3 separate regions of the Homo sapiens genome follow, and all the other regions are linked to region 2. A link is a contact called in ENCODE Hi-C or POLR2A ChIA-PET data. All regions are on one chromosome and are shown on one strand. The core of a region is the stretch at or near the end of the contact, and the rest is flanking DNA. Distances in the headings are between cores, read along the strand shown. Region 1 overlaps FBH1 (F-box DNA helicase 1). Region 2 has its middle 26 kb from the start of LINC02649. Region 3 has its middle 8.8 kb from the start of TRV-TAC3-1.

Region 1 (2,700 bases), core at 12-2,511, 390 kb before region 2:
CACCTCCCCGACCTCTACGCTGCTGCCGGGGTAGGTCTGGAGGCTGCGGGAGAAGGCGGCATGTTATTTCACTGGAGGAAAGTGTACTGGTGATTCAGTTCAATTGAGGATGACTTTATATTTATTTTTAATGTCTGTATTTAATCTCTGAATGCTTTGAAGCATTCATGTTGTCATTGTCCCCAGTGGAGAAATAAAAGGCCATATAATTGTAGAGTCTTAGATGTAGATGAAATTTTAACAAATCATTTAGTCTGATTTCCCATTTGGTTGAGGAATCTTCTCTGAAATATTTCTGAAAAGTGGTCATCTAGCCTCTGAACACTTTTAATAATAGGATTTCTTTACAAGACAGCCCACCCCATTATCAACAAGTTTGCTTATTTGAAAGGGACAGAAAAATTAGGGGTCTTGCTATAGTCACACAATGAGGTAATGAGAAGCTGGAAATAACCCTCAGTCTCCTTGAATCTCAGCCCTGTTGCTCCTTTTCCAGTTCAGGGATTCCCAGATTTTATCTTCGAAGCTACGTGCAACCTCTGCGTGTGTTTTACTGGCCACAGAGGGCTGGGAACCCAGGCAACTGCATTTCTGTTTCTCTTGAAGAAGATGATTGCTGATGGTGGTGGAGTGGGTCTTCTTTCACAGGATGGTTGAAGTGAGAGGGGATGGGATGTTCCTTTCTTGGAATGCATTCTTTAACACAGAGACGTGTAGTAACTTAAGAATGGTAAAGGCTGGGCGTGGTGGCTCACGCCTGTTATCCCAGCACTTTGTGAGGCCAAGGCGGGTGGATCACCTGAGGTCAGGAGTTCGAGACCAGCCTGGCCAACATGGTGAAACCCTGTCTCTACCAAAAATACAAAAATTAGCCGAGCATGGTGGCATGTGCCTGTAGTACTGGCTACTCTGGAGGCTGAGACAAGCAAATTGCTTGAACCTGGCAAGCAGAGGTTGCGGTGAGCTGAGATCGCGCCACTGCACTCCAGCCTGTGTGACAGAGTCAGACTTTGTCTCAAAAAAAAAAAAAGATGAAGATCTGTGTCCACTATTGACTGTTTCTGTGTAAGCGAACATTTACAGAGACATTGCTAAGAGGAGCATGCTGTCTTCACAAAATAAACTTTCCATAATTTCATATTTATTTAACTTACAATGAACAGTTATTACTAATAATAAATAGCAAGTTAACACCGTCATGCTGGAGAACTGCCAGATTTTATTTTCCCCACAGCCTGCGTGCGGCCCTCTCCTGTGTCTGCGTCTCTCATGCCTCTTGGGTGGGCGCCCCTTGCTGGCTGTTTTGCTCTGGCCCTGCCAAGCACATATGGACCTGAGAGCCCCCATGGCCTGGAGAGTAGGGTGGGGAGATGACAGGGAGCTCATATTTTTAGACTGTCTCTCTGTCCAAGGTTCTATGTTAGATACTTCATCCGTGTTATTTAATTAAAGAAAACTAAGATCTCAAATCCAAAAGTGATGAGAAGGAGTCCAGGGCGAACAGAAGGGCTCCCCTGTTTCCCAAATACAACTTGGAAAGTTTGGATTCAGTCCAGACAGTCTGTAGCCAGCAGCTGGACCCGTGGCTCGGCTTTCCTGACTCCTTCCTGCTGTGATTCGTATTAACCATGGCCTGTGGGCTGTCCCTCCCTCCCTGTGCACCTGGCTTGCAGGGTGTCAACATCTGGGCCCTGGTGGCGGCTGTGGTGCTCCTCTCCAGCAGTGTGAATGACATCCAGCGACTGCTCTTCTGCCTCCGGAGACCCAGCTCCACGGTGACCATGCCAGATGTCACCGAGACCCTGTACTGCATAGCCGTGCTTCTCTACGCCATGAGGGAGAAGGGGATTAACATCAGCAATAGGTAATGCCCCGGGAGGAGGGGAGGGGATGCTGTGATAATGGGAGAGTCCCAGACACAGCAGCAGGTCCAGCCCTGCCACTTAGCAGTGTTAGCACCTGGCAGGCTGTGGGACCCACCTGCTCCACCTCAGTGTCATCTTCTGCAGGAGCCAGGGGCTGAGAGTTTGATGTGGAAAGGCTGGTAAGAGCGCCTTATGAACGTGCAGTTCTGAGCGGCTGCGAGATACCACTAAGGCTGATTTTACCATCATGGGTCCTGCAGCCTTAGGGGAAGCCCCTCGCCAAGAGAAGCCTTTCTTATTCACCCGTGGCCTCGCTTCCCTAGGAAAATGTTAGGCTCTACTTCCTCCATATCCCACTTGTGGGATGGAAAAGACTCATCCACCTTATCCTCCATGCGGGAGAGGCTATGGCGTGTCGGCTGCTGATTCACAGGGGCCCCGATGGTTTCCTCAGCAGGGTGGGGAGTGCCTGGGGGGTTGTGCATTTGACAAACACTGAACACCTGTGTGTGTCCGACAGTTGTCCACGAGCCGGTCCACTGTGACCGGCTTAGAGGAGTTAGAGGAGATTCCTGATCTAGTGAGGGAAGACAGGTCCTATGTAAGTAAATGTGTGAAATGGCATTTTAGTGAGTAATGAGCATTGCAGAGAAAATAGAACAGAGAGCTGTGGGGTGAATGCTGCTTTAGAGGGGTGGAAAAAGCTTCTCTGAGCAGGTAGTGTCTGAGTGAAACCTGAGTGTGGAGGAGGAACCGCCGTTTCACAACTGTGGGGAGAGCAGTTCAGAGAAGGTATAGATGCCTTAAGGGCCTGAAGATGGGAATGAATTTGGGA
Region 2 (2,700 bases), core at 133-2,632:
ATTAATGGCTCACTCTCCTAGGGGAGACACGTCAGTTGATACCATGCACTCTGCATGCAATTTTCAGAAATGGTGTTTGCTTTTTTCAACGTTGGTTGTGTTGCTGCTCTAGACGAACCAGCTTCTATTCCTGTCTTTACTCAGAGGTAGGTAGGATTCTTCCCCAGGCACCTACAGACCTGACTAGGATTTACAGGCAGGGGTGAGTCAGCTGACCCAGGAGGGTGGCATCCCATAGTTAGGACAGAGAGAGACTCACTGGCACGTGCTGGGTCCCTGCGTTGTCCTAACGTGCCTCCTTGCAGGTAGCATGGCTGAGTCAGTGTGCCGTGAGTCACAGGCTGCGGGAGGTGAACTTGAGCCTCACTCCGGCATTGATCTTTCGCAGGGATATATTGTTAGTTCCCGTCTGTTAAGACCGATAAAGGGTAATAATTTACTGGCCTCAAGTTTGTCTTCTCTTTGATTTCACCAAATCTTCTCCTTATACAGGAATTGCTTGACCTTGACTTTTCAGGAATTTACCCAATTTTATACTCTTGGCGTCTCCTGGGCTTAGAACCCCTTACCTCCAACCTTGCTCCCTGGCTAACTTCTACCCTTCCTTCAAAGCTCAGCAGAGATGGCACCCCCTTTCTGAAACAGTCCCCAGTTCCTGGGAAGAGTGAAGGCCTGAAGCTGTGTTGAGGGTGGCACTTAGCCCCTGGTTTGGAGCTCCATGTTTCCTTCACTGTCTGCTGAACATTTTAAGGCGTCGATTTGGACTTTCCTAGGCTTGCATTCCCAGAGCCTAGTGCAGTGCCTGTTCAGAAGACTTTTTTTTTTTTTTTTTTTTTTTTTTTTAGTGAAGAGGGAGGAATGTTAAGCCTCACCAAGTCTGATTATGCTAAGATCACTTAAATTTTTTCTGCCTTTTCAGAATACCCATTGTAGTTAGGGTTAGTACCCATGGTTTGGCACTTACTGGTTCTGTGGTTGTTGGGTGCCTTGTTTGTCTCTTCGGGCGAGATGCGAGTCACTCCAGGGCAGCATCTGTTCCTCATATTCCTCTCACATTCTTTAAAGCCTCCCTGTGTGCACTCAAGCCACACAATGAACCTTCCTGCCTTTGCCCACAAGGCTGAGAACTCTTCAAAGTGAGACTGTGTCTTACGCATTTTCACTTCCTCCATCATTTGACACAGGACCTGGCACGTAACAGATGTTTAATAAATACTTGTATTTATTGAATAGGAATAGGTAGTAGATTCTAGAGACATAGTGAGCTCAGCTCAAGTTCAGTTGCATCAGGGAAGGCTCCCCCATGCCCCCGGCAGCTCCCTCTCTCTGTGCCTATGCAACCTTTAGCAGCATGAGCTGCCTTGAAAAGTCAAAGCCAGCTTTTCCAGAAAGCAACTCAGCAACTCTCTCCTGGGGCCAGAACTGCTCCGAAACGGGAACAGCTGTGTATATTCTTTGATCGTTAGCAGGAAACGATGTGTCGTGTCTCAAAGCACCTTTTCATGCTGCTTTCTTATTAACTCCACCCAGAAGCCCTTGCCTTAGCAAAGCCAGTCTCGCGAGGCACCGTGGAAGTCCAGAGTTGAGTGCAGCTGGGTTTGATTCATTCCTGGGCTTGATTTCTGGAATCCTCCTAGATTCCTTCCTGGGTTTGAGTTCTGGAAGCCTTGGTTTCTTGAGGCGATTATGCTGTAGGTACTAGAGAGAAGCTACTGCCTTTGAGAGAAGGGTAATTACGCAGGATTTGAAAGGAGACAGGAAGCTGTGGGTGCCAGAAATAGAGGAATCTTGTTCTTTTATTTTTGGCAACATCCAGCAAGGTGGGAGGACACCTGAGGGGAGTGCCTTTCTGGTGCACCATGGAGGCTGGTCCGTAACAGTGGAAGCTGCCATCTTGCAGAAGATTCCTCTGCCCAAGCTTGGCATGGCCAGACTTCGTGGGCCATGTGAACATGAGATGATATCTTGCTCTGTGTGCCTTCCTATAATTTGGGGGGAGATGTTGACTAGGAGGAGGCATCCACCATTGGGCTTTTCATTATCTCAATGGAATGGTGACTTGGAATTGACTTTGACTCAAGGAAATAAAGTAAGATGAGGATTTACACATACCTAGATTAGGAAACTAACCTTTATACCTAGTACATATGTACACCTGTAAGGCATCTGGTACAGTCCCTGGGTGCTTCAGGGACTTCATAAAGGTGCATTTCCTTCACCCTTACTTATAAATAATGGTCGATGCATATTCTTAGATCATTTGAGATACATCCTTAAAAACTGTTGAGCATTGATCAAAATTTGTTTTGGAAATAAACTTGTTTTTAGTGCCCCAGAGAAGCACATTGTTTCCTAAAGTGAAGAATCCTCATTGAAGATGAATTGTGCTAATCTGGATTTTCAGGTTTTTTACTTACTGCAATAACAGATAGATTGAGGAAAGTACCCTTTTATTTTCTCTGGAAAGCACTGATGGATGTAACTGATGACAACTTGACCCAGTAGGGCAGTTCGTCTGCCCTCAAGAGCAGCTCAGCTCAAAGGGCGGTGTGGGGATCGCCAAGTGTGATGGAGGCAAGTCCCAGGTGAAAGGGAGCTCTAATTCATCAGGATTCCTCTATCTTTATAAGAGAAGCTAATTTCAAATCACTTCCTTCGTTATGACTAAATTTCAGGAAATGAGGATCACATTATTCCAGT
Region 3 (2,700 bases), core at 171-2,670, 460 kb before region 2:
CAAAAAACTGTAAGTCACTTATTTTAGCTATCTTTTTTGGGTAGTTTTATTTTAAAATCTAAGTCTTGGAACTTGTGATAAAGTTGAGCCTTACATATATTAAATTTTAAACCAGAACTGTATTTAGCTTTGTTTTAGCTTTGAAGAAGTTATCTATCTTTCACCATGGAAAGAGAAGCTGTACTATCAAAATAGCTCCTCCCCGCTCTCTGCTAAGTGAAAATGTGAAATCTCCCAGCTGACTACTTTCACCTGCATAAGTAATAATTTCCTTCTCTCCTTCTCTCTTCTCTCCTTTCTGTGTAGGGGGACAGAAGCCATATATATATATATATATATGCACATACAGTTTAGCTGTGTTTGGTAGTCAGAAAGACTAGTGACTAATTTCAGAGGAGATAAAATAAGAAGCTCTCATATCTTAAAAAAAAAAAGTCAAATGTGAGTCTTGATTGTCCTAGGAAACCCCCATTTTCAGGTCGGTGGTTTCTAATGATCTTCTCATCTTCCACGAAGCTTGGTCCAAAGGAGCCACATCGCTGAGGACTTTTGCTCTTCCCTCTTTGGAGACAGAAGCAAACAAAGAGACTATGATTTCCTTTTTTCTTGAGGGATCACCTTTTACAATATTTGCTCTAAATACATACTCCAAATCATAAACCTGAAACCAGGCACAGTGGCTCATGCCTGTAATCCCCACACTTTGGAAGGCTGAGGCGGGAGGATTCAGTGAGCTCAGGAGTTCAAGACTGTCCTGGGCAACACACGGAAACCCCGTCTCTACTAAAAATCAAAAAAATTAGCCACGTACAGTGGCATGCACCTGTAGTTCCAGCTACTAAGGAGGCTGAAGCAGGTGTATTGCTTGAGCCCCAGAAGTCGAGGATGCAGTGAGCTGTAATTGCACCACTGAACTCCAGCCTGGTCAACAGAGTGAGACACTGTCCCAAAAAAGAAAAATCATACACCTGGTCTAATTTTGATCAAAGGTTTTTTTGAGCCTTACTATAGGAATAGGCATTTCATTTGTTATATAACATATCATCGAAGATCTTTCCTTGCCAATCTGTCCAGGAGGACAATCTGTGTAGTCATTTGCCCTACGGCGACACAGGCAGCCTGAAACGTGCCTGGTGGAAATTCCTACACTACAGAATGGCATTTTGCTGCTTGCTGAAAATAACTTGTAAAGAAGAGCTGGTTCCAGATGTTTGTGGGTGAAACACGTTGAAAGCCATCTCCGAAAGCCTGCAAAATGATTTGCCTGCGAAGTGGACCACTTCGTCTTTGGGTGAAAAGAGGAAATTATTATTTACCCCTAAGGCCTGGGAAGAGTTTTTATTTCAGCTTGTCTCATTTTTGGATGCTGGCAGATGGGAAAAGCCAACAAAATAAATTGGCCGAGGTTGTTGCAATAGGTCACAAAGCTGGGGACATCTGATGGGTGAATTAATGTTACTGTCAGTTGCTTCTCTCTCCCTGACCACTCCTGTCACTTGGAAAAACACGGTAAAGATAAATTAACCCAGGCAGTGCGGAGCTGGCCATGGCCAATTTATAGTCACGTGAGCTCAGGGCCTGCTGCTGGCTCACTGCCATTTCAGCCTCCTTAGTAAGATCTTTTTTTTTTTTTTTTGAGACAGAGTCTCGCTCTGTCACCGAGTCTGGAGTGCACTGGTGTGATCTCGGCTCACTGCAATGTTTGCCTCCCAGGTTCAGGCAATTCTCCCATCTCAGCCTTCTGAGTAGCCGGGACTACAGGTGTGTGCCACCATGCCAGGCTAATTTTTGTATTTTTGATAGAGATGGGGTTACACCATGTTGTCCAGGCTGGTCTTGAACTCCTGAGCTCAGGCCATCCGCCCACCTCGGCCTCCCAAAGTGTTGGGATTATAGGTGTGAGCCACCTCACCCAGACTAGTTCTTTTTTTTTTTTTTTTTCTTTAATGGAGTCTCGCTCTGTGGCCCAGACTGGAGTGCAATGGCGCGATCTCAGCTCACTGCAACCTCCGTCTCCCGGGTTCAAGTGATTCTCCTGCCTCAGCCTCCTGAGTAGCAGGGATTACAGGCACCCATCACCATGCCTGGCTAATTTTTGTATTTTTAGTAGAGACAGGGTTTCACCATGTTGGCCAGGCTGGTCTAGAACTCCTGACCTCAGGTGATCCACCTGTCTCCGCCTCCCAAACTGCTGGGATTACAGGCATGAGCCACCACACCTGGCCTCTTTTTTTTTTTTTTAGACAGGGTCGTGCTCTGTCACTTGGGCTAGAGTGTAGTGACACAGTATCAGCTCAGTGCAACCTCCACCTCCTGGGCTCAAGCAATCCTCCCACCTCAGCCTCCCAAGTAGATGGAACTACAGGCAAGCCCCACACGCCTGGCTAATTTTTGTATTTTTTGCACAGACAGAGTTTCGCCATGTTGTGTAGGCTGGTCTTGAACTCCTGGGCTCAAGCGATCTGCTCGCCTCAGCCTCCCAAAGTGCTGGGATTACAGGTGTGAGCCACCGTGTCTGGCCAGCAAGTTCTTTTGTCATGGCAAAATGAAACCAAGTTGAAAACTGAAAAACAAAGCAGGGGGGAAGTGTGGTCCTTGCTGGTGGATTGTTCATTGTCATTAGCAACCCACTTTTGGTCCAGATTGATATCTGAACAGTAAAAGTGTCTGGTTATTATTGAACGGGTTGCTTTGTGTGCT

The links. Hi-C counts contacts between places; a loop is a spot of excess contacts on that map. ChIA-PET counts read pairs that join two places held with the same protein, here RNA polymerase II (POLR2A). Pooled maps may share reads with other maps.
Region 1: a pooled map shows a loop between it and region 2 (2.7-fold over the local background). The contact joins two enhancer-like sites. A Hi-C loop is called at or near these places in 4 of 37 single-sample maps with no recorded cell type and 3 of 50 pooled maps.
Region 3: a loop to region 2 is called in a map with no recorded cell type, with 4 times the contacts of the local background. The contact joins two enhancer-like sites. A Hi-C loop is called at or near these places in 3 of 37 single-sample maps with no recorded cell type and 2 of 50 pooled maps. POLR2A ChIA-PET finds 5 or more read pairs at or near these places in 1 of 52 experiments (GM12878).

What each region holds. Positions count from the first base shown.
Region 1 is chr10:5,909,265-5,911,964 of GRCh38, forward strand. It overlaps FBH1 (F-box DNA helicase 1), which reads left to right. Exons shown (of 21, transcript NM_178150.3): 5 at 1-30; 6 at 1,674-1,864. Among named protein-coding and RNA genes, the nearest start is that of FBH1, 20 kb to the left of the region's middle. Within about 2 kb of position 1,262, at least 2 of the 41 ENCODE cell types and tissues checked have a DNase peak (open chromatin) inside an H3K27ac peak, as active enhancers do.
Region 2 is chr10:6,299,154-6,301,853 of GRCh38, forward strand. It overlaps a transcript of PFKFB3 not described here. Among named protein-coding and RNA genes, the nearest start is that of LINC02649, 26 kb to the right of the region's middle. RefSeq lists an enhancer at 1-933. Within about 2 kb of position 1,383, at least 15 of the 41 ENCODE cell types and tissues checked have a DNase peak (open chromatin) inside an H3K27ac peak, as active enhancers do; they include GM12878, where a contact is called at or near this core.
Region 3 is chr10:5,843,668-5,846,367 of GRCh38, forward strand. No RefSeq gene overlaps it. Among named protein-coding and RNA genes, the nearest start is that of TRV-TAC3-1, 8.8 kb to the right of the region's middle. RefSeq lists enhancers at 323-622, 2,237-2,286, 2,437-2,536. Within about 2 kb of position 1,421, at least 6 of the 41 ENCODE cell types and tissues checked have a DNase peak (open chromatin) inside an H3K27ac peak, as active enhancers do; they include GM12878, where a contact is called at or near this core.